Regions from separate parts of the Homo sapiens genome. Here regions 1, 2, 3, 4, 5 and 6 are each linked to region 7. Evidence: chromatin loops called from intact Hi-C (ENCODE). Cell type or tissue: endothelial cell of umbilical vein. All regions are shown on one strand. Each heading gives the region's core, and the rest is flanking DNA. Links, peaks and the distances in the headings are about the cores only. Region 1 overlaps PDE4B (phosphodiesterase 4B). Region 2 overlaps SGIP1 (SH3GL interacting endocytic adaptor 1). Region 3 overlaps SGIP1 (SH3GL interacting endocytic adaptor 1). Region 4 overlaps PDE4B (phosphodiesterase 4B). Region 5 overlaps SGIP1 (SH3GL interacting endocytic adaptor 1). Region 6 has its middle 6.2 kb from the start of SGIP1. Region 7 overlaps SGIP1 (SH3GL interacting endocytic adaptor 1).

Region 1 (4,000 bases), core at 1-4,000, 460 kb before region 7:
TCACTTTCACATCAGTGGGTTATTCAATCTACATTCTATTAACATTTTGGAGTTCCTACTATTTGCCAGGCAATATGGCGGGACCTGAAGAGTATGTAAGCAAAGAGATCAGAACTGGATCCTGCCATCAACAGGTCACAGATTACCAGTGGAGATAATATGTGCCAATATGGACTGTAACATGAAGAAATGACCCTAAAGGTACAAATAAAGCACCATGAGAGATTAAAGAGACCATTCTTGGCTAAGAGGATGGCATCCTTTGGAGAAGGTTTGATGGGTAACTTAACCTTAAGTTAACCTTAACTTAACCTTTGATGGGTAGATTGTTTGGTGTGGAGACAGCTTCCTTGACAGGGGAATGAATGGCCTGAATAATGGCAGGAAAGGGGCAGCACATATTCAAGGAAAAAGAAGTGTTCAAGTTTGGCCTTGGCAAGTGTGAGTCAGCTCTGTCCCTCATTCATTCACTCTTCTATTCAATAAGTATTTACTGAATGCTTGTCATATGAAGGACCATCCTGGGTGCCAGGGATCAAGCGGTAAACAAGTTGTTCCCTGCTCACATAATGTTTACATTTAATCAAAGGAACTATGTATTGAACACTAACTAGACAGAGCCTATTTAAGCTATAATTTTAAAGTGCTACAAAAGAGAAGTACAGGATGCATGAGAGCACAGAGCCAGTCAGTGGTCTGAGATGAAATGTCAGGCAATGAGGAATTATGAGAGATAAGCTGGGAAAAGGATGTTGGGGCTAGAGAGCAAAGACTTTGAATGCCAGGCTAAGGATTTTGGAATTTAATCTCTTAATTTTCCTGAAAAACAGCCCTCAGTATTAGTGCAGGTGTTATCAGCATATAGTATAGTGGAAAGAGCATGCACTTTGGGTTCAGAAAGACTTAGCTTTGAATTCTGGCTGTGCCAATTATAAATCATGTGTCAGTATGTTTCTTAAACTCTCTGAGCTTCAGTTTTCTTATCCTTAAAATGGGGTGATAATACTCCCAGTGGAAGCTAAGAAATACCTAGCACAGCCTAGCAGAGAAAAGCAATCACTATATGATAATTTCCCTTCTCTTGTCACATGTGAAAATTTCATACCACTGAGAGTTTAAAAGTACCCTGCCTAAGATCACCCAGCTAGTAAATTAATGGTAGATGTGGACCCTGTCTATAGACTACGGCTACTAGGTATGGGTACCTACAAGCTAGATTGTCCCTAAAGGACCAGAGATTAATTCAGAGCAGTAGAAAAACCTAGGGAATTAATTCTGTGGCCACACCAGTAGGAAGACTCTTCTTTAGCAACAACGATGCAGGCTGTTCTTTGTCATTTAGAATTTGGCTTCGTTCTCACGCTTGCCTGTGCAAGAGAATGCAAAAAGAAGTGAAAACTACAGATTCCCAGGCCTCATCTCGGATATACTGAAATAGACTCTTCAGGGTTGGAAAAAGAAATTTAATAGCTCCCCAGATGAGTCGGCTGCGTATCCATGTTTGAGAACCACTGGACTAGAGTCTCACTCTCTTGCTCATTGCAAATGTCCTGTTACTCCTTAGTGGAGCAGAGAATCCTTAATGCCAGTGTTTCTGAAAATGTGGTCCTCAGACCAGCAGCATCAGCACCACTTGGGAACTTTTTATAAGGGCAAACTTTTAAGCCCATCCCAGGCCTACTGAATCAGCAACTCTGGGGGTAGGGCCCAGCAGTGTGTCTGAATAAGACTTCCAGGTGATTCTGATGCACCCTAAAATTTGAGAGCCCCGCTCAATAGTATTCCTGAGAAGTTTTCCAGCAGTGCATCAGGAAACAGGAGAGTCTGGTAGAAGTTCTGCAAAACATGAGAAGAAGGGTAAGAGCAGTGAAATTGAAAGGTTAGGGGCAGAGAAAGGAAAAGAAACAAGAAAAAAGGAGGAGCCCCAGTACTATGGGAACATGGGTTTGCTTGTTTCATTTAACCCCTGACATCAGCAGGCTTGTTATGATGTAGAATGACGTCCCAGTTCCTCCATGAAAATTCTGTTCCCTAAGTAAAGCAAGCTGGATGACTGTTCCCAGTGGTTGTGTGACCTTGGCAAGTGACTTCACCTCTCTAGGTCTCTGTCTCCTGAGGTACAAAAATTAGGGGCCTGAAGTGATTGATCGCCAAGGGTTCCTCTGGCTATAACTTTTTACAGCACTGCCCAAAGGAATTGAGATTCACTCTGGCATTTCGAGTGATGCCTGAGCAAGTGACTCTTTTTCTCAGGGCTTCTTGGAACAGCAAAACTTAAAACAGGGGGCTGGTTTGGGACCTGGAGTAAACAACTTCCTTCCTGGAGAGTCTGAGCATCCTGAGGACTTGCAGAGGGAAATTCCAGGCCATCTGGATGTGAGAGAATTGCAGTCATCTACCCGGGTTACAGGAGCTTGCCTTCCGGAGATGGCATTATGTCACTACATAGTTCATTATGACCTGGAAAAGTCCTCAGTAACCATGAGGGTGGGGTGTCGGGGGTGGAATGGGCAGTTTTGATACACAGACTCAGTCCTTCTTTTCTCTGTCTCCACAGGAGGTCCCCAGCTGCTAGTCAGCCTCCTGTCTCCAGAGTCAACCCACAAGGTAGGCCATGTCATAAGGTCTATCTAGATGTTTCAAGATAGAATAATAAACATGCCTCTTATTCAGAACTGTTTTTTAGAACAATAGTGTTGTTTGCATATTGTGGCTCTCAAAAGTATGTCTCTTGGTGACTTTTTTCTAAGGTACACTGGAGCATTACTTCACTCTATTAAAACCACATTAAAAGCAGTACTAAATAATTTGCCCATTGTATGTGCAGGCTTTCAGAATATGATAAACATGGGGTAATGCTGCCTCTTCCCCAAAGAGGAGCAGGAGACAGAGTTGTATTGACAGTGCAGCTTGACCTCAGCTTGCTGGCCCCAATAAACTCCAGGAGAGCTAACATCGAAGACCTAAGGTGCTCCACGTTCGCCTGAGGGCCCCTGCGGATATGTTAGTGGTTTCCCTCTTAATGTCAACTATAGATTCCACTTGAATCTACATCCTTTCCAGGTGTGAAACCAAAGGCTCTTTCCAGGTCACGAATCATTTCTTTTGGAGGGCATCCAACTTTGTTCCTCAACGGTGTTTTGTTTTGTTTTGTTTTTTGTTTTTTAAGAACCTAACCTCTCATCTTTCAGGACAGTGCATCCACTTTTCTTGGTGTGTTGAGAGCTGCAGAGAGGAAGGGCCACCTTGAAGGAACACCATGGAGTTCTGTTGGAACTGAAATTCTTCTTCACACAAAATGCAACCAGTTCTATGATATTTGTTAAAGTCCAAATAATGTTTTCTCCTAAATCTGTTCCCTACTAATGTAGCAGTAGATTTGAGAAAAACCACAGGAGAAACAATTAAGATGAACTCACACTGAGATCACCTAATGCCTGACACCTAACGATGCCTCACATGCTTTTCTATTTCCAGCAGCGCTTCATACTTAAAATCTTTCTCTCTTGGTTGTTGTGTTTTCTTTCTGGTATCCTGATCATAAGTATAACGGAAGTATTACAAAAGCTTAGCTTCTAAAAGAAGGGAACAAAAGCAGCAGATTCTATTGGCTCATTGGCTTCTGAAGTATTTGTGGTGCATGCTTTTTAAAATATTTTTATAAAAGAAAGATTGAGAACGAGAAAAAAAAGTGAAAGAAAGATACTAAGTAAAGGTGAGTTTACTCTAGAGCCTCGTAATATGAAATATAAAGAAGTAAACAGTACTCTATGGACTTCAAAAACCTGGTGTGCTGCATGTACTATTTCTTTTAGAACTTTTATAAAAAGAAACAAAATAGGATGTTTTAACATATAACTCGTGTTACATACTTGGAGATCGAAGGAGGTAGTTTTGAAACTCCAATCATTTCATCATATTGGCCTACCAGTGAGGCAATGTTGCTCACATTTCTGTTAGCCAAATTTACATCAATTTGATTATTTAGACTATGTTTTCT
Region 2 (4,614 bases), core at 371-4,370, 53 kb before region 7:
GAAGTGGGGTGAGGACCACTGGAACTCACTGCTAACTATTCTAAGAGCAAAACTAGAAGAGATACAAGTCACTTCCTGCCAAACCCCACTGGAGAGAATTTGGTGCTATGTAGCCAGCTAAAATTCTGTTACTATAGAAGAACTGGAGAATGAATTCTGGGAGATAGCCAGCAGTCAGCCACACCTGAATATTTTCAATGATTTTGTTAGGAAACTGTACAAAGAACATTTCTAAATACTCCTTAATGATTTTAATGTCCATAACTTAGAATCCCTATGTAAAGGTGGCCTTGCAGTGAGGCTATCAGTTTCCTTATTAACTCATCTGTGATCAATCTCACTCTTAATGACATATCGTATGGTGACTGGAGACGGGATTTGATTTGTTGCACCTACATCTGCCCGTTTAAGGAATCCCATAACTATATGAAAACTTTATGTAAAACATAGAAATCATTCTTAAAAATCATAGCTGTGTTCCACATGGAATTCATGAAGAAAATGCTGCTTCGTATCTTTGGAGAATGTTTGCTTTCATGTTAAAACAGAGCGAAGTCCACCTTTGAGGCTTGTGGTGGGGAGGAGATACACACCCAGACCTGTCCATGACTGTGGCCTCAGTTGTTCTTTAGATGATTTCAGCCCCTGAACTTCTGTAAAGTTCCTGCCTTTGCACCGATCACACTAGCTTTTTCGATACCCACACTTCCCTTTTGTATCTACTCATTCTTCTTTAGATTGATTTTTCTTTTTCTTTCTGTCTTTCTTTTTCGTTGTTTTTCTTTTTCTTTTTCTTTCTTTTTTTTTTTTTTTTTTGACAGAATCTCACTCTGTCACCCAGGCTGGAATACAGTGGCAAGTTCTTAGCTCACTGCAGCCTCGACCTCCCACAGCGATCCTCCCACCTCAGCCCCCAGAGTAGCTGGGATCACAGGCACATGCCACCCCACCTGACTAATTTTTGTATTTTTTGTAGAGACTGGGTTTCACCATGTTGCCCAGCTGGTCTCGAACTCCTGGACTCATGTAATCCTCCCACCTCAGCCTCCCAAAGTGCTGGAATTACAGCTGTGAGCCACCATGCCTGGCCTAGAAAGATCTTTCTATCACTAGTTGAAATGGTCTGGGGAAAAAATATGTATTTTAGAGTTAAAAGTCTGCTACATCAGATCTTAGCTCTTCTGCTTTTACCGTGGACACCTCATTAAACCACTCCTATCACTATTTTCCTCTCCCATAAGTGGAACTGGTATCAACCACATAGTGGTGGTAAGAGTATTCAAATAGACAGTAACAGCTACTGGCCTTGTGATACGTGTTTTATAGACATTTTATATATACTCTATTCATATATCTTTCCTCTGTTAATCCTCTTCATAACTCTCTAAGGTTGCTTTTATTATCTCCACTTTACACTAAAGGAAGGCAGCGCAGAGAGGTTAAGCAACCTGCCAAGGTCCTACGGTCAGTGCAGAGGATAGATTCAAACCACATCCAACTGACTTCCCAGCCTGTCCTAGACAACATAATGAATTACAGCAGTACTTGCATAGTCCCTGCCACAGGATAGGTACTGAGAAGCACTAACTATTTGCATTATCATAGGTATTTTTAATAATCAGAACAGGAAGCAAAAAGAAAGAGAAGAAATGTTAAATTCAGTGTCCTTAGGCCCAAAACCTAATTGCCCTATGTTCGGTGCCTAAGCACTCATTTTTCTGGTTCTCTTAACATATTCACCAAGTGTTTTTAGGATAGTTTAGTTTCTTTTTATGATGCTGTAAAAGGTTTATGTAAAGACCCTTCAAGGATAGGAACCACTGCATAGAATGCAGGCGTTTTCAGTTTTGAAGCATATTTATAGGAGGCTTTAAATCAACCAACTTACAGCAAAACAAATGTTCATGGGGTTAATGTCTGGATTTTCAAATGGGTACCTGAAACAGAGCCAGTACATGTACTGATACTCAGAATGTCCTTACGTGACCACCCAGGAAGCAAATGCAGATTCTGCTCTGAAAGTTTTTATGTAGCTATATGTACACACACAGACACTCCTCCCACCCACACTCACACCACACTCCTATTTCTATTCTCTGCTTGAAAAGAATAAGGAGCAGCACATTCCTAAGTTAATTTTTTAGTACTGAGACAAGAGGAAAATAATTTTGTAAAGCTCAACTTGAAATCGAAATTTTAAGTTCTAAAGTATGGGGATTTTTTTTAACTCACCCTGGGAAATCTTCTTTTTTGTTTCCAGTTCTTTTAGATCAGCCTGAGATATGGGGTTCAGGCCAACCAATTAATCCAAGCATGGAGTCGCCAAAGTTAACAAGGCCTTTTCCCACTGGAAGTAAGTTATGTGTCTGCTCTGTCTGGAAAAATAAGTGACTCATTTTAGTGTCTGTCTGCATAGTGAAATTAGGCAACTCTTAAAAAGTCTATGTAAGCAACATTAGAACTGAATAATATTAAGAAGAGATGTTATTCTAACAGGCTTTCAAGTTAAAGAACTCAGGGCAGGTTATGAAGACAGGAAGAAAATAACATAATAAAGCAAATTATTAACCTTGAATCATAGCCTTTTCTGAAATCCCACATGCTTATTCATTCATTTATTCATTGTACGTAAGTAAGAATAAGAAGCAAGGGAGCTAAAGAAACTACTGCATTCCAGGCATTAGGCTATCATATAACACAGAGGTGAACAAGTCTAATACGGTCTCTGCTCATCCTATAGAGCAACTGAGGCTGCACAGGACAGAAAGGACACATTGATAGGAAAGAGTGACAATTGGGGAACAAGAGAACTGAGGCTATATGGTAGAGAGAAGCTGAGATAGTAGATCAGAGTAAATGTATGTGAAAGTTGCCATCAGTCTGGCTTCTTCCAGCATGACCCAGGCGTCTGGGAAAGGAGGTCCTGAAGATCCAGATAGCCGTTCACCGGTGGTGGGTTGGGCTATTTGGACTGAATGGATTGTTCATCAGGTAAAGCCACCCTTCTTAAAGATTTATTGAATTCCCTTTTCAGTAGACTGCCTCTGAAGCATGCCTGTGGAAAGCACTCTTTTCAAAAAAAGGTGTTTGGGGAGGAGAGAGATGCAGAGGATGTTTTTACTCCTTTGGGCTCACATACAGACCAACCAATACTTTTTCCAGTTCAGCATCTCCAGAGCTTACGCCTTGGTGCCTAAAGGTGATCATGAGAATTAACCGCGGGGATTCATAATCAAAGGCCAAGAGGTTGTTTGTTGGAAATATTATTGCTATAAAGCCGTGTGATCTAGCCTTTCCAAAGATATTTCCCTCATTAAACAGGATAGGAAAAACATCATTATCAACAATTTTTTAAAAACTTCTGAACTTTGAAAAATGTATTTTTAAAATATTTGAACCACAGTGGCATGATTTTGAATGTTTTCCCCTGCAAAACAAAACTAGTGAAAAAGCTGTAACTTCCTTGAAAAGCTTTCTTTACAGACCTGAGCTATGCAAGTGATCCCTAGAAAACCCTTTCCTAAATGCCAAGAAAGTAAATGAATTGTTTATGGAGGTGATGTATTGGTTTTAACTATTGGTATTTCAGAGCTGTGAGTCTTACGTGCTGTGGTTACACTTAGCACAGCACAGGCTGTTGTTTAATTGATGTGCATTATATCATTCTGCTCATGTTGTAGTTGCAGCATAAGTTTTCTATTTTAGCTTATTAGGCTTTTACAGTATTTTATTTGTTTTTATGGTATTTTGTTGATTATGACCTTGATTTTTGGCAGAGATCCTTAATCAGGAGCAGAGCCCCTGATTGACTCTTAACTTCTGTGGGAAAATATGGTCCACTAGAGGTGTAGCTTTCAGAAGCTCATAATTAAGATTAAGAACCACATATTCCTAGGCTTTAGGATGAGGGTTGTTAGTCATACTTATTGTGTGGAAGAACAGGATGCTACCTAAAAATAATAAATAAAGTACGGGAAGGGGAGGAGGAGGGAGGAATGACAGAAAAAGCTTCTTCCTAATTTAGGCAAGTGGAAGGTACCAGCAAGCGCTCTCCAGCCATGTGCCTACCTGCCTCCCTCTGCGTTTAGGTTATGAGAGATTGGACGGCATTCAGATTCACAGCTAAACTTTGGGATGGCCTGTGAAATTAGTGTGAACTCTTTGAATCTACCAGATAGGACCAGTGACAAGAAAACATACACTTAAAGAAAGAGGAAGAAGAAATGAACCAGTTGAAACAGTAATTCCAAACTTTGCCCACAAAGTGACAAGTCCAGCTCAGAAGGGTGAATCTCTTCGTAGGGACCATGATACTTGATTTGGCTGTAATTTTTGTCAAAGGAATCTGTTCATTCCTCCTTGACCCAAGCAGTTAGTTTGCTTCTAACTTTAAAAAATGTACTAAAATTTAAGAAATATAATTTTGAGAAATCTTTCCCAACTCAATCTGGACACTAAGATCCTGACTGGATTAAAAACCCCTCACAGGAGCCCCCACCCAACCTGTGATTTCCGTTATCAAACCCTCGACTGTAACTGTCAGCGGACATGATTTCATTCAGTCAGTCATAAATCCCTTGAGGCCAAAGACTATTTTTATTCAACCCTATGACC
Region 3 (4,614 bases), core at 359-4,358, 170 kb before region 7:
AGAGTGCCAGAGTATATGACAGACAGGGTAGACATGGTCCCTTCCTTTGCAATTTTGGAGAGCGGCAACTTCTAATCTAGACTCTGCACAACAGCTAGTTTTAATTTTTCATTTCATTTTTCCAAATGCAATAGATATTAGAGGAAATTTTAAAAGAAGAATATTTGCTAGATGAGGGTTTCAGGGAGATAAAATTCTTCTCTGCAAAGGGGGGAAATTCTCTATCTGATAGAATTTTAGAAGGGATTGAAACAATAGCAGGGAAGAATTCTGGGGAATGCAAAAGAGGGAGTATATGAACAATAAAGACTGGGATAGAGACTGCAGTGGAAGCACGAAGCTGAGAAAAGACAAAGAGGACTAGTGGGTAGGTTCCCTCCATTCACCAAGGAGGGGTGGCAAAGTATTTTACCACCAGCGGCAGAATATGCTTAGGACCGAAACTTCTTGCTCAATTTGTTTATTTGTTTTGGTTTTTTTCTTTAGCAAAAATACTTTGGGCCTTCTTAGATGTGGAAAACTTGCCCCTGGGCAGAGCCAAGGAAAATCAAGGGGAAAGAAAAAATTGAATTGCTCTACAAAAGGAAGTTGGAAAATTTTAAGTATTTAGGAATTGCCCAGGAGGGGACACGGGAAGGAGGAGCATGAGCAAGGTTCTGGAACAAGGTGATGCACAGAGGGGCCAGGCAATTTGGCAGGTGAAAGGTTCTCTGTGATAATAATGGCCTGTGATTTTTAAGAATAGAAATGTTTAAAATGTTATCTGCCTTGCTGTAATGTAATCCTTTGTTATTCCATATTTATTGTTGCTGTTGTTAAAATCTATTACTCACACTCTCTTGCATGTGGTATTTATAAGAAATTGAAGAAAAAAACAGGGAGGCAAGAGCATTGCCCTGAATTATTGGAAACATTAGTATGAAGTAGAAAGAGAAAAAAAAATCAGCTACAAGAGGAAAACCACAACATCAAGAATTTGGTATAAATACACAATCTGAACAAGAGATGCCTAAGAGGGATACAACCCACCCAGTAAACCTTGGGATAATAGGGGAGGGTCAGTGTGTCTCAGGGCCGGCACGGGAGGTACTTCTACTTTAATACTGCAAAGTGTTACATAAGGCCAGAGGATTTGGAGCTGTCCCTCTGTCTGACTCCCGGGTTATTTGGAGGAACATGCCATGTTGCAGCAAGAAGAAACTTTCAAGACACAAATCTAGTCCAGAGCCTTCCTTTAACAGATTTGGTCACCAAGACAAGAGAAGAGAGTGACTTGCCCGATTCCACCAAGGTGAAGGGGAAGAAAGACAACTACCAGATCTCCTGACTGTGACCCTGGCTCTCCATCCACTCGGCTCCTATCTCTTCACAAGGGAAGACTGTGCTTTGATGATGTTTTGGGAAAGTGCTAGTGATTTAGAGTTCTCCAGCAGGCTGATTGGCTTAGCAGCTGGGAAATTCTGAATCACATCGGATGGAATGTTTTGTTTACTTCCTCCCAGCAGTGCTAAAGGGGAGAAAGAGTTTGTTCCCCCACCCCCCTCCACCCAAGTAATTTGCTGGAAGCAGTAAATAATTTCCCAGTTCATCTGATCTCCCTTCTAACCAATGTCTTCCTGTGGTAGTTGAAGAGAAAGAATATCATTTGAAATACTTGACTTATTTTCAGAAGCTAGCAAAGAGAAAGATGAATGTCTCTTCCTTAACTCTTAGAAAGCTACTATCCCTTACTGTTAGGGGCAAATTGTAACGCAGAGGTCCTATCTAGGGCAGCCAGTCCTGCCATGAATAGATGTGTGTCCAGAGATTGTTAAACCCAGACTGTAAGCAATCATATAGTTCAACAGGTCAGAAGCCCTTTCTTAAACCAAATTAAAGTCAACATTCAATAAACAAAAACTGATAAAATTGGAGCGGCTTAGATTGAAGTTAGGAGTTGAAAACATCTTAATCTTCCCCTTACCCTGCTGTAATAGTCTCTGAGACAGATCTCTAAAGAAGCAATTTGGAAACGACTAAACTAGTTCAGCTGACTCACTCTATCAATGGTGATTTCAGAATGACCTTCCCTATGTCCCATGGCTAAGGAGTGGCATACCTGGACTTGAACTCAGGTCTCCTCAGGCTCAGTCCATTGACTCTTCTATAATTCACTAACATGGTAAAATGCTGTCATGACTTATGCCTCATCTGGAACTAAGATCTCCTTGGAAGCAGAGAGTGACCGGATGAAGTTAGGCAATATGTTACTGTATCCAGTAACCAGGGAAAATTCAGTGACATTGAGTCAGAGGAAGCTGTGGTTTGACCTGACCAATATAAACAAATGTACACAAGCAAAGCAGGCGTGGAAATACATATATTTCATGTGATTCTTGAGATAGTTAGGATGTCTGTGTCATCTGCCATTTCCTCTTTACACTGGTCCACATACAGCCCAAAGATGCCCTGCAGTCGTGAGCAGACAATACAAGCAGGAAATCATGCTGCATCAGTTATTCTTTTTGTAAAAATGTAATGGTAGGAGGTGTTCACCAGTCCACACAAAGGTAAAGAAACTAACTTTGATCTAGTGGTCACCAAGAATCACACAATCTACTATCTGTGGGCTTTTAGGGTAGTTACTTCAGTCCCCTCCTTCCCAAGGAGGAATTTACAGGGAAATGAGATTTTACACCTAGAGTCCTCAACTTCATGTCTGGGGTACAGTAAGCTTGCAATAGTACTAGTGAGTATTTTTGTTATGTAACTAGCGTAATAGTAACACTTCTTACAATAACCCTGTGGGGCTTATAATGATCAGTCCTCATTTTCCAAATGAAGAAAAACTGAGGTCTGGAGAGCTTAAGTGCCTGGCCCGAAGTCATACAATCTGGAAGGGGGCAGACAGTAGATGTAAAACCAGGACCCCCTGACTCCACTGCCAGTTTGCTTTGTGCTACAGTGATTCCCCCAGTAAATTTCTACTTGAGTTCCATGTCTGGGGAAAAACGTTTCTGCTAATGCATTGTCATCTGACATGTAATTTGGGTGTCTCCCTTTTCAGTTTAGTGCTAGAAAACTTGTAACCAAATTTATTGCCCAGGTATAATACTCTAACTAATTCTGAAATAATTTATCCCTTTTCTTTCATTTATATGGGCTCTTATTTTTGATGGCCTGATTTTCATTTATTTTATGTTTGAAACATCTTACCATGTTACTCTTGGGATGTCTTTACAAAAACTGTCATCATTATCAGAAATGAGTAGAAATTCAAACTTAATTATGTTAGAGTTGTATTAAGGGGTAAGGGGCATAAAAAGGATAAACCAAGGTTTCTGGCATCAAGAAACTTACAGATTAATTGGGGACAATAGAGCTATACATGAAAACGATGAGGCAGTAAAAAAATTCCAAGTGAGAGAGGTATGAGCAGAAAGTACCTCTGAAGAGAGAGAGATTTCTAAAATTGGAGGTTGTATTGGAAAAGACTTTCTGAAATTTGGGCTTAGATTTCCAGAAAAAGCTGGTCACGGTGGAATCCAAAAGCTAGAAGACTCTCGCTCCTCTAAGTTAAATAAATCATTTGCTTACACATTTATTCAACACACTTTTGTTCACCTCCCTGTGCTAGACTCTGTGTTGGCACTGGGTGGTGAGTACACTAAGAATTGCCTTCGCTCTTGTAGAATATAAAGTGTAGGTTTTCAAGAAAAACATTATTAATGCTACTATGTTATATTTCTAGAAGAAAGTAGAAAGCAGGAAATACTGAAATCAAGTGTAGTGTAAATTGTAAGCAGTCATCTCATTCTCATTTGCCAGCCCATGTAATAGTAAATTTTATTTCAAGTAAAATATTTTAGGTCCTTACGGCTTCAGTTAGATTCAACCCAAACTAGCCATTACACTGAATGAAAGATATATTCACTTAATGTCTTACTTTTATTGGGAGAAATTAACCATTCCGCTAGAATATGTTGGAACAACCAGAAACTGTAAATCCTGTTTTTAGAGGAACACCAGGGTGGTTTCCCTAGCGGTAAACAACCCACCTCAACACAGTCTGTCAGTTTATTTGCTATTTGCATTATAAGATCTTTTAAAGATCGATGTGAATAATGAGCAAGAGTGATCCCTAGGGGCCATCAACTTTCTTAGGCACTGATTCTTATTCCATCCATCATTTTTGTTTCAGAGACTAATAACAACTAATAATTTGGAAAAGGTAACTTTTATATATTTGCCTCCAAAACCTTTTATTTTTTCCATCAAGAAAAGAATGCACTTTTTCTGTGGGATGAGTTCTTTCTATCACTTTTTGAGTAATGAATATTAATCCTCGTATGCAGCAGAATCTAGTCCAGTGGAATAGCACCATTTAAGAGTGTGTTGACCTGAATTGCAGTCCTAACCATACCACTCGATGGGTCTAGTTTTTCATCTGTCATGTGGGGATAATAATGAAAACATGATAGCTATGAAAATATAGTATAAAACATAGAATGTTTTATTGTTTTTGCCTTCCTCAGATGCATTTACTCTTTTTTATTTATTTATTCTACCTTAAGTTCTGGCATACACGTGCAGAAAGTGCAGTTTTGTTACATAGGTATACATGTGCCATGGTGA
Region 4 (4,000 bases), core at 1-4,000, 380 kb before region 7:
AAGGAAAAACAAAAGAGTGACTGAATAATGTACCTTGATTCCTTGATTTTTCTCAGTTACTATGATGATTTTTGTCATCTGTTGAAAAAGGTTTCTGCTAAATTTAATTATCAGATCATCATCTCAAATCTTCAAAGTTCCTTTTTTTGTCTTTCTCTATTAACAGACAAATTAAAAGGGAAGGATCAAGTATATGAAATGAAATTGTGATGCTCCAGGAACAGTTTTAGGTCTTACGTTTCTCATTGGAAGAAAAGTCCTCTGTCAAAAAGAAAATTTTGAAAAGTTTAAATTATCTAAAAATATACAGTGCCCCTAAACTTAACATATATAATGAGTGTATGGCCTGGAAATCCAATCTCTTCATAGGCTATTTGCACATGCAATATCAGGACCATACTTACAGTTAAAAAAAAAAAAAGATAAAGAAAATTCTTCTTTATCTGAAATTCAAATTTAACTAGGTGCCCCGAATTTTTATTTGCTAAATCTGGCAACCTTATATATGTGGAAACATAATATAGTTTATAAATATTATATATATAGTTTAAAATGCATAGTGAATGTATCAGTCTTTAGGTATAAATAGTTACAGTATCTTTTGTCCATTTGATTACATCACTGCAGCAACTTTCAGAGTTGAGAGAATGTTGGATCATGAGAAATTGCTATAAACATTCTTATGGGAATCACTTTGGGTCTAGGAAACGTCAATTTTTTAGTGTTCCAATAATGTGTGTTATATCATCTCTTGAGAAGTTTTCAGAAATTCTGAGAAAAATGGACAGCAGAAAAGGGTTAGATAGATAGGAAGAAATATGTAATAATTTGGGGAGCTGTTCAAGCCCTAATCTCATTTAGGAGATTAGTTATAGAGCAGCTATATTCAAATTTGTTTGATCTTTTGATATTTTTCAATTCTGTATGAAGGCATTAATGGTTTTTCCCTGCTTTGCCTTTTAATATGTCACTTGAGCAGAGACTTGTCCTCTAACTAGCAAGTAGAATTGATTCTATTGTTGCTTCATCATAATTTTTGATGCAGAATAATGGTAGATATATTCATGCTTGTTTTTCGTTGTATACTTACCTATTGATTACTACGTTGCTGAGCAGTTAAGACAAGAAGCACTCAATTCTAACATGTTTAGAAGAGTTTCTTTCTGATTTGGCACATGGACAGTGAGAATGATCTCACTGTGTTTGTTCCCTGGCACACCAAAGGTTTGCTGCAGATGTTAGTACAGCAGAACTTGTTTGCTAAGATGACCCATTATGGAACACTAGCTGATTAAGCAGACGTTAATGGACAATTGCATGTCCATTATTACTTCTTTGACCATGTTACCAACTCAATTCAATTGCACTTGCTTTTCAAATAAGACAAACCTGTCAATAAAGAAACTGGACATCAAGTTTCAAATGATTGGTAGAGTTTATAGGGAAACACAAAAAGGAGGGAAGAGATGAGATGCACATTGTCAAATAATCTGAAATGTTAAGAATTGTGGAAATTGTTAGTTTCATAAGGAGTTTTAGACAAGCACACTATATCCCTCATTCTGTTTATTTCTTTTTCATTTAAAACTTAGATTTGCTTTACTTCTTTGGGTCTTCATTTCTTCCCATGCAAAATTCCTGAAAGTCAAAAGGAAGATTAGAAGCTAGCCATTTTACCACTAAAGAAACTGAGCCCCAAGAAGTTAATTCAGCTTACCCAAGATTACATATTTGCTTAGGGCCAGAGCTAAGACAGGGACAGACTCTGTTTACTTCATTTCTCACTAAACTGTACCACTGCAGTTTCGACTTCTTTCTACCACTGAAGGCACAGAATGCACTGAAGGCATTCTGTGCCTTCAGGAGGAATTTTCAGCCCCTTCACTTTCCTGATGCCCGGGAATTCTTTTTAAGTTATGACTAACAAAGTATAAAACATGAGTCAAAAGTTAGTCCCTAATAAAGTCATTGTGACTTTAATGACTTCGGCAGTTGTTTCATTCTGCAAAAACAGGAAGATCCCACACAATAAGGCGCCTGTCTCACAGCTGGGCTCCTGCGTAGACGGCCACCCACAAGAGTAACTAACTGCTGGGGCTGCCTTCCTCTCTTTGACACCTTTTTATTCTCTGTTCTTACAGTTTTCTCCTACTGACCTCATCCTGAGGTTATCCATGAGAGGAAGGTACCTGCTTTAGCTAGTCTTTGATAGGGTGAAGAATAGTTTTAATCACTTAGGAGTCACTCCTAAGTGATTTTCAGGTCACCCTCAACAGGCCTAAATTAGTCTTAGAAGAAGCTCTTTCATGGGCTTTATACTAGCTTCCTGTGTTATCACTATTCTGGACTGTTTTATTCTCAAAAACATAAAATCCCCAAATTTTAGATTTGAGAAGAGCCTGCGATCATTCCAGTTCACTCCTCCTATGTGATTAGTTTAACTAAGAACTCATTACCAAGATAGTGCCTATCTTGCCTGCGGATCTTTGCATAAAGCTCAAACTAATTCTCCCATGAGAAATATAGAAAAGTGAAGAAGTGTCCTATCACTTCAGAAGAAACTGGCTCAGAAGAAATAATCTCTGTATGCAGTGTTAAAACTAAAGAAAAATTGAAGCCATCAAACAAAATGTTCCTATCAAGTGTAATTGAATTTTAGCTTTTATTACCTATTCTCTACTTTTAAAATAACTTTTCACTATTAAAGGAACTTATTCCAAAAATCAGACAATTTTATAGAAAAGGTATATTCTAGGCCAATAATATTAAATCACATATCTAGAAAATATACCTTCTTCCCTTTTCAAAAAATAGAAGCAATTTCTAGCAGTGTATGTGAATCTAATGTTGGGCATAAGCTTAAGAAGGCATCGGAGGAATTTTTTATTAGAGTTTATTCACAAATTTTGCTTGTCTGTGTTGAAAAGGGGCATTGGCCATTTCCTCTGGGGACATTATTTCTAGGTAGGCTGTAACAGGGTTTTCCTGTGAAGGCAGATTCTTAGGGAAAATAGTATCTGTGTACATGAGATGGTAGAGACACATTTATCTTTAAAATAATGTGTTCCTGTTTGTGGATTTCTCTACTGAATTTAATAAAGTAAATAATGCCCATTTCCTTCCAATCCAGTAACTCCTTGGGACACAGTTTTACCCAGGAGCTATTTTACCTTCGAGTCTGGATGAAACGTGTAACTTAATAAATAGATTCCAAAAGTCTTACACTATGAAACTCTGAGGGATGATAAATGCTTCCCTTCCTTTGTTATGGTCTGAAGCATTTTCAATTTGAGTTGTTTTCCTCAGTCATGTAGAGGGAGTTTTGTTTTCTGGGAAGTCTTGGTTGCTGGTAAATAATGTGTCCAAACTGTAGGAGGCAGCCACAGAATTTATCATACAAGTATGAAATGTTAGGGTTGATCATTCTCATTTTACACATGAGAGGTGATGTAACTACACAGGAGAGTGAGAGCTGAGAATGAAAAGTCAAGATTTGTCTACTACATTGTGGCTGCCTCTGGCTCAACAGAAACACTCCCATGTGGGAGTCAGATGCTGAAAGCCCAACTAAGCCTAGCTCCTCAACTGTCTCCTCAGGCTTAACTTCAAACATAATTCATATCTATTCTATTTCTTAATGTGTCTCATCACACAGTTAAACACTAGTCATACTAACTGGACTCTACATATACTAGAATGTAAAAGATACCCTTCCACCCCCCGCCGTCTGCTCCTTGAAGGCCATGTCTGCCTTTCTTAGTTTGTACAGAGCCCAACATAAATGGGCCCTTCATAAGTGCTTTTTGATGAGAGCAATGATTGCTTTCACATCAGTGTGGTTGGGCCCTCCCTTATGGAGGAGGAAAACCAACAGTTGTTGCTAAGCAACATTTAAAGGACTAGGTTAGTTTCTGACACTAAGTGACCTCCATTTGCATACTTCGCCATGTTGTGTGTTTTATGGTTGCCTTAAGATGACTATGTTTTTTGGTAGCATTGC
Region 5 (4,614 bases), core at 356-4,355, 190 kb before region 7:
TTCTGCATCCACAATTTACTTTTGCCTCTTTGCTGTACTGGAACACAAAAAGTGCATTTATGGCAACCCTCTTCTGCAACTCCTAGTCTGGAACTGTTTATTTATTCATCAAATATTCTGTATCGAATGCACACTAGGCATTATTCTAAGTGCTATAAGCTCAGTAGTGAACAAAACAGATTAAAATGTCTGCCCATGTGGGCATCCTTTTGCAGAAGTCAGTCAGCATGAGTTTATGTGATCCATGGATCAAGTGACAGGTGAGCATTCAGAAGTCTAGCATTCAGATACCCGTTCTGTGAATGTCTTGTGACAGTGCCCCTTGGGCTCATTCTTCTCACACATTTAATAAGTGAATGAGTGTCATGTCCTTGTCTTAGCTCACCATTCCAAGCCCAAAGTTACAGCTGAGAGCTCAGCAACAACTCTAGGCTTGAACATTTTCACAGAAAAGATGTAAATGCCATGAAAGTGTCATTCCAGGATCAAAATTACACATCTACTCACATGTTTTTTGGTGTATACCAAAAACTTTCATTTTTATTTTTGGTTCATATCCACTTCTGTTATGTGTCAGGACTAGTGGTTTAGGATTTTTGAAAGCTTGTGTGGAGTTACCTGTGTTTCTTCTCTTTAACAAACAATTTAAGGAGGAAAATACTGAGCTCATTTAGGGCATTGTCAAAGATTATGTGACATTTGCACATGCTTAAAAGTTTTAAAAATGCTTTATTCATCTAACAGATACACCTGGAGTGTTTCTGATATCTCAGTTGCTGTACTAGGCACAATGAAATGGCAGCAAAACACAAGGCAACAATGTCCCCCTTCTTCAGAAGCATGGAGTCTAGTATATGATACCACATTAGCATGTACATATTTTATTCGTGCAATGTCTCTGTGTGGTAGAAAGAATAAGTACGGTAATCCTCCCTTATCTGCAGAGGATATGTTCCAAGATCCCCAGCGGATGCCTGAAACTACAGATATTACCAAACCCTATATGCACTATGCTTTTTCCTATACATATATATGAGATAAAGATGATTTATATATATAATTATATATATACCTTCATAGATATCAATCAGTAGGTATCAGTTTTACCTATGATCATTTTACCTTTATCACAGGTAAAATTAAATTTACCTATGGTAAAGTTAATTTGTAAATAAGGCACAGTAGGAGATTGGCGACAATAACGAATAATAAAATTTAGAACAGTTATAACAATCTGCTGTAATAAAAGTTATGTGAATGCGGTGTCTGTCTCAAAATATTTTGTTATACAGTATGCACCTCTCTTCTGATGATGTGAGATGTTACAGTGCCTACATGATGAGATGAAGTGGAGTGAATGACGTATGCATTGTGACACAGCGTTAGGCTGCCATTGACCTTGAACACAGGCACTGCGATATGCAACAATATGATGACTGAGACGACTACTAAGTGACTAAGAGCAGGTAGTGTAGACAGCGTGGATACACTGGACAAAGGACTGATTCGTGTCCCAGACAGGATGGAGTAGGATGGCACGAGATTTCATTACACTACTCAAAATGGTGTGCAATTTAAAACTTATGAATTGGTTATTTCTATAATTTTTCATTTAATATTTTCAGATCACTGTTGACTGTGGGTAACTGAACCCACAGAAAATGAAACCTTGGATAAGGAGGGACTTTTGTGTTACTATCCTTATTTTAAACAGAAGGAAACTAGGGCCCACTAAGGTTAAGTGACACTCAAGGTGACCTCCTTACTAGTGGCAGAACCAGCACTTATCAGCCAGGCTTGACTCCTAGTTAAGTGCTGTTTATTTGTATAACGGCGTAACTGGAAAATCTTGCTCATATCCAAAGTGTTTGGCCTAGGTCTCTGACTGGCAAGTAAACAGCAGATTGTTTAAATCTGACTGGATGTTTCAAAAGCCTTCTTCAGAACTAAGCAAGTTAATTTTATTATCAGGTCATGATCTTTCAGAACAGTCATCAACTTGAAGAAGGCCACCTCACACAGAAGGATTTTATCCCAGTGGGCTCTTTTCAGTAGCTCAGTAGAAAATTTCCACAATTTTCTGAGGAAGAGCGTCATGATGTGATGTCACTAGTCCAGTGGACTCTAAACTTTCACAGCTTACCTTCTACCACACGTTTTATCAAAAAGCCTGGTTCCCACCACGAACAAAAGCCCTTTTTTTTCCCTGAGGAGGACAGCTCGGTGTTCACTGATATTTTATGAAAGCTGTGGCTGTTATCATGAAAACATGATAATGTGTGCCATCATTTGAAGATTAACCAAATGGGTTCAACCTCATTTTAGAGTTGCAGAAACCAAGGCCAAATGAAAAGACTTACCTAAGGATTTTTATTCTCTCTGTAAGAGGACAAGTCAAAGTTTATTTTAGTAATGATTCCAAAACTGTGAATAGACAAAGACTTGGAGCCCATGGTGTTTTTCACGTTCAAAGGTGCTGAGGCTGGCTGGGTGACTGCCAAGAGACACAAATGAATGTGTCCCCAGGGTCATTGTTCTACTGAGTACACATACAATGTGACCATTTATAGCTCTCTCCCCTGATTTTCTCAGTGAGTCAGTACAGTGTGGGGGGAAGGGCCAGGACTTGAAGAGGGACTATACCGCCTCTGTGACTGGGTGACCTTGAGTGAGTTCTGGAACGGTTGGCCTCAGCTTCCCCATTTGTAAGGGGAGAATAATGCTGGCTACCTACCTCGTAGAGTCATTATGAAGAGCAAATGAAATAATAAATATACATCTGAGAGAGTGTGGTGCAGATGCCAGTTTTTTTCTCAGACAGTTTTTTCTCAACCTATATACCCATGGTAAAGTTTAATTTATAAATTAGGCACAGTAAGAGATTGGCAATAATAACTAATAATAAAATAGAACAGTTTCCATTGTTCTATTGGGTGTTACTTGTGGATTTCTTAGCCTTTGGAGGCTAGACATTACTGCTTGCTCTTTTGCTTTTTCTGTAGATTATTGCTGTACCTCTCCTGAAGACAGGCCTTACAGATTTCTTTCTCCTCTTCACCATACTATTAAGTTACAAGCATACTCTATCATCCTTTATTCTCAATGTCCATGTGCTAGGCCACCCCTTTCTTGAACATGTATGGCATCACTAATCAATCACAGCCATCTTTCTCCCTAGCTTTAGTATCTATCTCAACATCATATTCCAGGAAATTCCTGTGAATTGATTGGAATTGGCACATGAGATGATATTACCTTGCATTCCTTACCACAAGCAGTTTCCCAAAGTTGAAATACAGGGAATAAAACCAGAATACAGGCCGGGAGAGGTGGCTCATACCTGTAATTCCAGCCCTTAGGGAGGCCGAGGTAGGTGGATCACTTGAAGCCAGGAGTTAATAGACCAGGCTGGCCAACATGGCGAGACCCTGCCTCTACTAAAATTACAAAAAAATTAGCTGGGCATGGTGGTGCGCACCTGTACTCCCAGCTAATCATGAGGCTGAGGCGGGAGAATCACTTGAACCTTGGAAGCGGAGGCTGCAGTGAGCTATGATCACATCACTGCACTCCAGCCTGGGCCACAGAGGGAGACTCTGTCTCAAAAACAAACATACATATAAAAAACCACTAGAATATAGGTGATCTACCTGTGCACCCACCTTTACAAATGCCCTTAGTGAATCACCAAAAATGACATGTCAAAAATTTCTCACAGCAGCAGTTCTGGTAACAATGGCCTGAAATGGTCTCTAAGCCCGATTGTAGGTAGAACCTTACTCCTGTGCTATTGACTGTAACCATTAAATTTCTCTTAGCCTTCTTGTGCACTAATTTGAAGAACTATGTCTACCAGGTAGCCAAGCTAGAGTCACTGCTTGGATTAATTCCTAATTCCTCCTTCCTTCCTGTCCTACATCAGTAGGTCCTTAAGAGCTGTAGATTGTCTTTCCTAAATAGCTCTTGACTCTGTTCTCTCTCTTTCATCCCCTGCTAACACATCTGATCAGACCTTGCTGCTTCCACCTTCCAATGAATCCTCCTCACAGCCACAAAAGACATCAATTTCCTCATCTGCCTTTGATTGTTTACCATGCTTCTAAGATGAAGTCCAAATGCCTTAGTGTGCTGTGCAAAGCTTTCACACACAGGCTGCCTTCAGCCTCATCTCTCACTGGCCCAGCCAGACAGAGCTCCTTGCCATTCTCTTGCCCTTGGACTTGCCATTCCATTCCTTCTCTATATGGAAACAGTCTGTTCTGACTTTTCAAGTGGACTAACGAAAGACTGTCTGCCTTCAGTGAAGCCTTCACATATGCAGCAGGTTGAGAATGAGAGCACTAGCTTTGGAGTCAGGCTGATCCAGCTTAAACCTGTGTGTGTGACTCTAGGGAGCTAGTGAACATGTTTCCTCCTCAGGAAAGTGGATGTGACGATAACAGTCTTTCTCATGGGTAATTTAAACATGTAAGTTTGAAAAAATTAAATCAGAAAGTGCACTTGTAGCACTTGGAGTTCTCCAGAGAGACAGAACTGAACAAATTGTGTGTGTGTGTGTGTGTGTGTGTGTGTGTGTGTGTGTGTATACATACAGAGAGAAAGAGAGAGAGGAAT
Region 6 (4,614 bases), core at 258-4,257, 200 kb before region 7:
ATTCCTGTCACTATTTATCAAGCAACCCTGAAATTGAAATTATTTATTCAGCAAGACCTTTCTCTTATTCCATTTTATGGGTCTAATAACTTGGTTTAATTGTCAACTATAAAAGAGATAAGATTAGAGAACTTAGTAATTTGTCCTTTTTATGTTAGAAATATTTCACCATGGCCTAGATCCAAGGAGATGAGTAACTAGGGGCACAACAATTTCTTAAAGAAGGAAAAAAAGCAATTGTATAAGCATCTCCGATATTTTGGGTATAAACCCTAAGCCTTTCCAAATCTTTAAAGCCTTAGGTGAACAGGTTGCATGATTAATATTATAGCTTAGACACATATTGATCCATTTAAATCCTCAGGCTTCAACAAATTTTGTCATACTATTCATACTGTTAGTAGATTTTGAAATGAGTTGGACTGGATACTGTTCTTGTTCTGGACAATAATCACAAAACCTAAAAGAAGCAATTGGAGTTTATTTCTACTGGACTGTGCATATACAAGTGTGTTTATCAGCTGAGATTGAGCATTAAAGCACTGCACATGCACGTGTGATAGGCCTGATTACAGCAGAAGCCTCCAAGGCTCCTCCTACCTTTCTCTGCTTCTGTAGTGCCCTCACCTTGAATAGGATCTGTTGACAAGGCCCCTTCTGGACAGTTGCTGACAGGCACAAGGAGCTTATGGGTTTTGAATGGAAAGGATTTGCTAAATAAAGCTTCAATCCAAACTTCACCCCTCCCTTCCAGAGGTCAAGGCACTGAAGTTCTTGGTAGCTATGGCAATTACAAGGTGAACCAATGAATTATTGACATCTTAGGGTTTGCTACTTGACACTTATCCCCAGTTAAATGCGGTTAGAAAATTAAGTTCATGCAATTATATTTTCCAAATGAAAATACAGAGCGAGACAGCTTTTTTTAAAAAAAATAAAAATAAAAGTAGCCATATAATTGAAGATGGTACTGCCTCTGCAGTTCATTGTCAAAGATTGATTATCTCCTAATCTAAACATCAACACATTATCCTTTTGAAATTAAGTATACCAAGAGTCAAGACTCTTTTACTTCTAGGAGTTAATTCTATATAACCTAAGTTCCTCAGCTAATATGACATGTTATGTATTCAAATGTCTTTTATTTCCTTTTGATTTTTTTCCCTCGGTTCTAGCATATGATTTATTTAGTTTGTAATGGTCACTAAAAAGAAGGTAGTGGATACCAGTGAAAAACACTATTTTAGGATGACAATGGCCTTCTTTGGGCTTGACTCTTAAAAGAAATTATGTTATTTTATGATATTCTGATTATTCTCTAACTTCATCCACATCTTTGAACTAAGCTGAACCACTGACCTCTTATTTTGGCTAGTGACCTTGAAAAAGAAAAGAACTTCAGGTCTCACAGAGCTCTTTCAAAGTAAATGATCTTAAATGACTTCACTTCCGTTGTCTCTCACTCTCTAATCCACTTTTGGTACTGTCTGACTTGCACCTCCTTGGCTTTATCTCCTATTTCTAGCATTTCATTTGTTTCTTGCATATGCTTACAAGTCTCAATATTAATGATTTTTGACGTTTAGTACTTCCTGGAATGGACTGAATCATTTAGGACTCCTTTTCAAGTGACAGATAGCCAAGTTGAATTTGCTTGAGCAAAATGGAGAAGTTACTGGTTACTACTATGGACACAATGTCTGTGTCCTGTCAAAAATTCATGCTGAAACTTAATCTCCAATGTAGTAGTACTAAGAGATTGGGACTTTAGGAAGTGATTAGGCCATGAGGGCTCCTCCCTCGTGAATGAGATTAAGGCCTTTATAAAAGAGGCTCCACACAACATTCAGCCCTTTTTCCCTTGCACCGCTTTTGCCATCTGAGATATAGCATTGCCTCTGGAGGATGCAACAACAAGGCACCATCTTGGAAGCAGAGACTAGGCCCTCATCAGACACGCAACCTGCCAGAGCCTTGATCTTGGACTTCCCAGCCACCAGAACTGTGAGAAATAAATTTCTGTTGTTTATAATCTACCCAGTTTATAGCATTTTGTTATAGTAACCAAGCAGACTAAGACATGTATAATATACATACATATGTAAATGTTTATGTACATAATATAGAGATTAACATAATGAAGGTTTAGTTCTCACACATTCAAAGTCTGATGAGGACCAGGCAGCTCTCTGAAATTTGGAAGGGGAAGAAAGGTATGGAGAATATGCAGGATGTTTGTAAAGGCCAGGCCTGAAAAATTCCATTGGCCTTAATTTCGTCATATGACTCCATCCAGCTGCAAGGAAGGCTGACAAATACAGTCTTCCTGTGTATCCAGATGGAGAAAGTGGTGTGATAAGCATGTACCACTGTCTCTGACACAATTTTATTTATTTTTCTTCCTAATATTTTGGCTAGCATCCATAAAATAGTATTAAATATTAAATAACGGTGATGATAAAGAACAATTGTCTTATTTTTTATTTTTATTCTTGATAATGAAAATGTTTTCATTATGTTTCCATTTAAAAAATGGCCTATTTGGGGTCAAGATATGTATTTTCACCATCCTGGGGAAGTTTTATATCTCTTTCTTTGTTAAGATTTATTTATTTCATGAGTGATTTAAGTTGAAATTTATCAAATCTCTTTTTGGCAACTATGAAGACAATTATATGCTTCTTTTTAAAAGCTTAATATTGTAAATTATATTAGTAGACTGTTAATGTTGAATTATTTTTTCTTACTTTTAGAGTAAAGTCTAATATAATATACAATGTTCTTGAAAAGCTCTATTATGTTGGCTGTCATTTATTTCAATTTTTGTATCAATATTCATAAGTAAGATTGAGCTATATTCTATTTTTAATTATTTTTGTCATGTTTTATAATTCATAAGTTGAAGCTTTATGGAGCTTTTTCTCTTTTTCCAGTTTCTTGAGCTGTCAAAATTGCATCGGAGTGATTTGATTCTCCAAAGAGAGAAAGAATTCCACTATGCTTGGGACAGTTGCTGTTGTTGTAGGTTTATGCTTCAAGCACATAGCCACTGGGCTATCAATGTTCAATCTTGGCAGTACCCATTATATCACTGCTTATAGCTATAACATTTTTAAATGTTTAATGAGAATGTTTTTATTACTTCCATGCACTCTTTCTGGCTCTCAGTATGCTCTTTTATCACAGCAATCTGCTCTTATTTATTGCTGCTGTATCTCTGAAATTATATCAAAACTAAAAAACAGATTTTTTGAAAAATGCCTCTCAAGTTCTCCACATTTCCTCTGCCTCGGTGGGGACATTTCCTATGCTTCAGTGAGCTGTAGTTATTTTCCTTCTCTTTTGAAACTGTTGAATTTTCTCATAGATTCAGTGTTACTGCTTATCTTTATCAATGTAGGTCTAGATTAAGCAGTACTCCCAGCTGATATAAATTCCTTCAGCACTCATGTAGCTATGAACACATGGCTCTTGGGATGCTCATAGTCCAATGGGTGAAAAGCATACAAGGGCATGTCTTGTCTTTGGCATAAGTGGGCCAGCACATAGAGTCTTCCCCCCAGGGAAACAGGAGCATGACTACAGGTTCTGCTGGTTTCTCTCTGGATACAATCATATTATGGGTTCTGTTTGCCATAGAAACTTGTGTGTATATATATATAGTATACACACACACACACACACACATATATATACACATATATATACACACATATATACACACATATATATACACATATATATATACACATATATATATACACATATATATACACACATATATATACACATATATATATATACACACACACACATACATAGGCACAGTAGTCAGCATATGACAGTCCAATGTAAGTTTTGGTTTAAAAAAAATCTATCATGAGAACTCATCAACATGGCCCCCAGTGACTGGTTTGAAAAGTGAACAATGATCCAAGCCAGGTCAACCACAGTCCTTCCCTGGAAGTTTTTTGAAGGAGATCTAGCCTAGTAAATCTGTGAAGAGGTGAGCTTAGAGGATGCTAATGGTCAGGCCTGATCATGTGGAGAAAAATTAGTAAGAGAAAAGGAGATGACATGCTGGAAGAGACAGAGAGAGTTCTGAGTACTTGGTTCAGGTAACAAAATTTCCTGGATTGTCCTGGTTCTTGCTTTCCCTCAGCTGTTCAGTTCTTGCTATAATTCTATGAGCTACCTCAATAAATTCCATTTTTGCCCATGTTAGTTGAAGTTGGAGTTCTTTTATTTCAGCCAGGAATAGAGTAACTATGGGAACCCACACACACACAAATATATGTATCTCTTTTTCATCTATATCATCTCATGGAATTCCAATTTTTCAGTCTTGCCAATTTCCAGGACTTGGGCAACATATTTTTCCATCTACATTCACTGAATTACCTCAGTGGGGATAGCAAAAGGGGCAGAGTCAATTGTCATGTTAAGAGCACTACCTTGGAGATACACAAACACATACACAAATCTGGATCCATATTTTAATGCTAATTTTCTTTCCTCCTTTCTTTGTGACTCAATTCTCATTGTCTTCTTTCTCTTTCTAAAATATAAACAAATTTCCCCTTCAACCTAAAATTGGGAGATAGTGAAGAAGCT
Region 7 (4,614 bases), core at 303-4,302:
AGATTAAAATGATCAGTTCTACCAAGTGTTGGTGAGAATGTGGAAGAACTAAAACCCTCATGCACAGCTGTATTTTCCACTTTAGAAAACAGTTAGGCAGTTTCTTTGAGAGTCTACACCTATTATGTGAGCTAGTGACTCTCCTCCTGTGTACTTACCAAGAGAAATGACAGGGTATATTCATACTAATACCCGTACACGCGTATTCATTGCACCTTTATTTGTAATAGGCAAAAACTGGAAAGAAGCCAAATGTTCTTCAGTAGGTGAATGTATTTTTTAAAACTGTGGTATACCCATACACTACACAGCCACAAAAAGAAATGAACTATTAGTGCACACAACTACATGAACAAGTCTCAAAATAATTATGTGCAGTGAAAGAAACAAAAAATCACACACCTTACAATTCTGTTATATGAAATTCTAGAAATTGCAAATGAAGTTATAGTGAAGCATATTAACTCTTGCCTAGGGACAGGGAAAGGAGGCAGTGGGAGAGATTACAAAAAGGGATTGCAAAAAAGCATAAGAAAACTTTCAGGGATGATGGAAATGTTCATTTTCTTAATTGTATGATGATTTTACATCATATAATCTCATGGAGTTTTACACTGTATATAAGTTCAGTTTATTATATATCAATTATATCTTCATAAAGCCTTTTTTAAAAAAAAAGAATTGTTTTTCCTTCCACGCTATCATCCCATTGTGTTAACTTATATGACTGAGTTTACAATTTTGACCAAATAGACAAATTAATGGAATGAAGAACTAGTTAAGTGCAAGGCAAAAACTTTACCTCATGAGTACATAAAACAACATGCTAAAGGCATTACTCATGTTACTCGAAGAGCTAAGTAAGACAAGTCCAGGAAATAATGTGATAACATTGTACAATATACTATCTTCAAATATGCTGCCAAAGATTCAGAAATCAAAGTGAGGGAGAACCACCAGAGTAGAGGATTCTATTCATGAGGTGAAGCTATAGACTTCTACAGAAAGAGAAAAGCTGTACTTTTCTTCTTACATTTCAAAACACATAAAACAAAATAGTCACTTTTTAAAATAAGTGCTGACCATTGAGTTCTCAGATAAGTTAGAAATGATACACTGCTGGTGAGAGTGTAAATTAATTCAACCATTGTAGAAAATAGTGTGGTGATTCCTCAAAGAACTAAAAACAGAACTACCCTTTGACCCAGAGATCCCATTACCGGTTATATTCCCAAAGAAATATAAATCATTCTATCATCAAGACACATGCATTGGTATGTTCATTGCAGTACTCTTCACAATAGCTAAGACACAGAGTCAACCTAAACGGCCATCAATGATAGACTAGATAAAGAAAATGTGTTACATATACACCATGGAATACTATGCAGCCATAAAAAAAGAATGAGATCATGTCCTTTGCAGGAACATGGATGGAACTGGAGGCCATTATCCTTCCCAAACCAACACAGGAACAGAAAAACAAACACCACATGTTCTCACTTATAAGTGGGAGCTGAATAATGAGAACATGTTGACAGAAAGAGAGGAACAAAAGAAACTAGGGCCTGCTTGAGGGAGGAGGATGGGAGAAGAGAAAAGTTCAGAAAAAAAAAACTGTCAAATACTATGCTTAGTACCCAGGTGACAAAATAATCTGTACACCAAACCCCCAAGTCACATGTTTACCTATATAACAAACCTGCACATGTACCCCTGAACCTAAAATAGAAGTTAAAGTATTTTTTAATGGAATTGTAAGAGCCTGCCTTTTATCTCTTCTGCTATTTAACATTGCCTCATAAATTGTTTTTCACAGCAGTTTTGATTCAGTGTATTGACATGGATTTTCTCTCTCTTTCCTCTCTGTGTTTTGATATGCCAGATGTATCGTTAAGATTACCGGAGAAATGGTGTTGTCATTTCCTGCTGGCATCACCAGACACTTTGCCAACAACCCGTCCCCAGCTGCTCTGACTTTTCGGGTGATAAATTTCAGCAGGTTAGAACACGTCCTGCCAAACCCCCAACTTCTCTGCTGGTAAATATGATTTTGCATAAATTTTTCAGAGATACATGTGGCTTAGTACTTTGTACTTAGATGAGGGATATATCTTAGCAACAGGGTCGCACTATAGTGAAATTACCACCACTCAGATATATTTGTAGATTCAAGCACAGAACTTTTACCAGCTATCAAAATTTGTTGTGGGTGGTTGTGTGTGAATGTGTGACTGCATATGCATATACGTGTTTTAATGGCCAACTATCTCAAGTGGTTAGAGAGACAGGGTAAGAAAATCTGTATCAGCAACAGTTTGTTCATCGTCTGTTTTACTCATTATCAACAGACAGTGGATGACAATGGTGGGAAATGAGCCAAATAACAAGAATAAAATCCTTTCATTGTATGAGCATCTTTTTATTTTTATTTTATTTTTGAGATAGAGTCTTGCTCTGTTGCCTAGGCTGGAGTGCAGTGGCACCATCTCAGCTCTCTGCAACCTCCGCCTCCTGGGTTCAAGTGGTTCTCCTGCCTCAGCCTCCCAAGTAGCTGAGATTACAGGCGCCCACCACCACACCTGGCTAATTTTTGTATTTTTAGTAGAGATGGGGTTTCGCCATGTTGGCCAGGCTGGTCTCAAACTACTGACCTCAAGTGATCTGCCTGCCTTGGCCTCCCAAAGTGCTGGGATTACAGCCATGAGCCACCACGCCTGGCCTTCTTTTTAAATCAATTGTGTGTGTAGGTGTGACTGTGCATGTGCATATGCATAATAAAGACATCAAATTCAGGTTTAATAGTTAATACAATTTCATTGTAATGATCATTGTTTTGATGGAATTTTACATGTATGACATAAAAGAAACTTATGCAAATATGTTTATATCAATGTAATTTTTCACATTTTCTAACTATTAAACCTGAATTTGATGTCTTTATTATGCATATGCACAGTCACACAAACCCACATGCATGCATGCTATTAAAATGATCAATTATACAAGTTAATTATTTGCAGTGAATGAGCTGAAAGAAGTCTTCTTGACAGCTTCTCCATCAAGTCCTGATGTTCATCTACAAACCTCTCTCTGAAGTGGCCACTTTTTTCTTTACTGCCACCTCCCTTGTCCAAGTGACCACTGTCTTTTCCCCATACCACTGCAATTGCCTTCTCTCCCTGAATCCAATCTTGCCCCTCTCCAATACATTTCAACAGCCAGGTGGTCTTTTGTGAGTAAATCAGGTCTCCTTTGTTCACAACTCCCTGGTGGCTTCGCATTACACCTGTCCCAGAATCTAAACCTGTTACCATTGCCTTTGAGGCCTTGAGTTGTTTACCCTTGTCTGCCTCTCCATTCTCATCTCCCACCATCCTGCCTCAGAATCCTTTTAGCTCCAGCCAGACCTGCCAATCTCAGAAACAGGCTGCATCCTTTCCCACAACAGGGCTTTGTAGTACTTGTTTCCCCTGCCTCGAATACTGTTTCAACCTTCTTCACCTGACTCCAACTCATCCTTTAGTCTCAGCTCTACTCTGCCTCCTGGACTATCCCATTCTCCTCCCCATACCCCCACCAACCAGCCCCAAACTAGTAGCTTGGTGCAAAAGTAATTGCAGTTTCTACCGTTACTTTTAAATGACAAAAACCGTAATTCCTTTTGTGCCAACGTAATAAATTCTGTCCCCTTGTTATTCTCTCTAAAGGTACCCTGTTCTTTTCCTTTGTAGCACTTACTACAGTTAATAATGACATATCTATTTGTGTTTCTTCATTCATCCATCTCCCCCACAAGACTGTGCAAACCGTGAGGGAATGGAAAAAGTCTCTTAATTCGAATTCTTGCTTCAGTTTCCCTCCATTTTTTGGTTGTGCACGTTGAGCCAGTTTATTTTTCAAGGTTCCTCCATCTGAAATTAGGAATTATGTGCCAATATCTTGCCAGTTTGTTTGTAAATATGACTGGTGTCATAGTTACAGCTTTTGTTGCATTGCATTTTTAGGCAGTTATGTTGCCAAGTTCTTAGGCATATGTGCAAAAGTTGTATACATATATTAACATACTGGTCTTATACATAGAATCAAACATCACTCAAAGTGGTTTTGCTTAACAAAATATTATATAGACCCTTAAATTATTATTTACAAAAGTAAAAAAAAAAGAAATAAAATATATCCCATTAATTTGGATCTTATGAACTCTACTTGATCACTGTAACAGGGCTGTGATGAGTGACCCTTTAGTCATCTATAGACTCTTTAGTTTCGTTATGCAGTGCCACTCCACTACCTCAACCACCACAACCATCCCCAGTTTTTTAAAAAGGCATTGTTGACCAAGCATGATTCTAGATTGCAGTACCAGCCTTTAGTGTCTATCATCAGCCAATTGTTTCCTTAATGTTTACTGAAGAAGACTTCATATGTCACCATGGCCCCTGGAGACATTTCAGTTTGCAATCCCTATGACAGGGGCCAAATTGAAATTTACATCTACTTTTTTCTTGTGAAAAAAGTTTGCTTGTAAAAAATATGCGGGAACAATTGTCAACTCAAGTATGAGACTGAAGAATGCTCAAGGCTTCTTGAGCATTTAAGAATTCCATCTCT

What was found. A loop is a pair of places that touch in the nucleus more often than their neighbours do. Peaks named below come from ENCODE experiments on the same cell type or tissue, not always from the same donor. Only the 100,000 strongest peaks of a DNase experiment are listed, where the experiment ranks them.
Region 1: a loop joins it to region 7, with 8 times the contacts of the local background. A loop is called at or near these places in 57 of 110 quality-filtered maps.
Region 2: a loop joins it to region 7, with 6 times the contacts of the local background. A loop is called at or near these places in 3 of 110 quality-filtered maps.
Region 3: a loop joins it to region 7, with 13 times the contacts of the local background. A loop is called at or near these places in 3 of 110 quality-filtered maps.
Region 4: it touches region 7 in a loop (7-fold over the local background); 2 of 110 quality-filtered maps call a loop at or near these places.
Region 5: it touches region 7 in a loop (6-fold over the local background); 15 of 110 quality-filtered maps call a loop at or near these places.
Region 6: it touches region 7 in a loop (8-fold over the local background); 18 of 110 quality-filtered maps call a loop at or near these places.

What each region holds. Positions count from the first base shown.
Region 1 is chr1:66,263,481-66,267,480 of GRCh38, forward strand. PDE4B (phosphodiesterase 4B) reads left to right here. Exons shown (of 17, transcript NM_002600.4): 7 at 2,558-2,607. Among named protein-coding and RNA genes, the nearest start is that of PDE4B-AS1, 210 kb to the left of the region's middle. In endothelial cell of umbilical vein, for the core only: no CTCF peak of the experiment used is centred there; DNase peaks (open chromatin) are centred at 561, 2,441 and 3,471; H3K27ac peaks cover 3,533 bases.
Region 2 is chr1:66,674,744-66,679,357 of GRCh38, forward strand. SGIP1 (SH3GL interacting endocytic adaptor 1) reads left to right here. Exons shown (of 25, transcript NM_032291.4): 13 at 2,261-2,353. Among named protein-coding and RNA genes, the nearest start is that of MIR3117, 49 kb to the left of the region's middle. In endothelial cell of umbilical vein, for the core only: no CTCF peak of the experiment used is centred there; a DNase peak (open chromatin) is centred at 2,358; H3K27ac peaks cover 1,816 bases.
Region 3 is chr1:66,562,167-66,566,780 of GRCh38, forward strand. All of the region lies in intron 1 of SGIP1 (SH3GL interacting endocytic adaptor 1), which reads left to right. Among named protein-coding and RNA genes, the nearest start is that of SGIP1, 30 kb to the left of the region's middle. In endothelial cell of umbilical vein, for the core only: no CTCF peak of the experiment used is centred there; DNase peaks (open chromatin) are centred at 1,465 and 2,275; H3K27ac peaks cover 2,938 bases.
Region 4 is chr1:66,348,260-66,352,259 of GRCh38, forward strand. The region is part of intron 8 of PDE4B (phosphodiesterase 4B); the gene reads left to right. Among named protein-coding and RNA genes, the nearest start is that of SGIP1, 180 kb to the right of the region's middle. RefSeq lists enhancers at 1,970-2,019, 3,612-3,701, 3,712-3,761. In endothelial cell of umbilical vein, for the core only: no CTCF peak of the experiment used is centred there; DNase peaks (open chromatin) are centred at 1,232, 2,002 and 3,342; H3K27ac peaks cover 3,956 bases.
Region 5 is chr1:66,541,086-66,545,699 of GRCh38, forward strand. All of the region lies in intron 1 of SGIP1 (SH3GL interacting endocytic adaptor 1), which reads left to right. Among named protein-coding and RNA genes, the nearest start is that of SGIP1, 9.2 kb to the left of the region's middle. In endothelial cell of umbilical vein, for the core only: no CTCF peak of the experiment used is centred there; DNase peaks (open chromatin) are centred at 1,866 and 2,606; H3K27ac peaks cover 1,623 bases.
Region 6 is chr1:66,525,598-66,530,211 of GRCh38, forward strand. No RefSeq gene overlaps it. Among named protein-coding and RNA genes, the nearest start is that of SGIP1, 6.2 kb to the right of the region's middle. In endothelial cell of umbilical vein, for the core only: no CTCF peak of the experiment used is centred there; a DNase peak (open chromatin) is centred at 2,304; H3K27ac peaks cover 2,204 bases.
Region 7 is chr1:66,727,379-66,731,992 of GRCh38, forward strand. SGIP1 (SH3GL interacting endocytic adaptor 1) reads left to right here. Exons shown (of 25, transcript NM_032291.4): 20 at 1,886-2,041. Among named protein-coding and RNA genes, the nearest start is that of DYNLT5, 23 kb to the right of the region's middle. In endothelial cell of umbilical vein, for the core only: no CTCF peak of the experiment used is centred there; DNase peaks (open chromatin) are centred at 1,573 and 1,913; H3K27ac peaks cover 2,605 bases.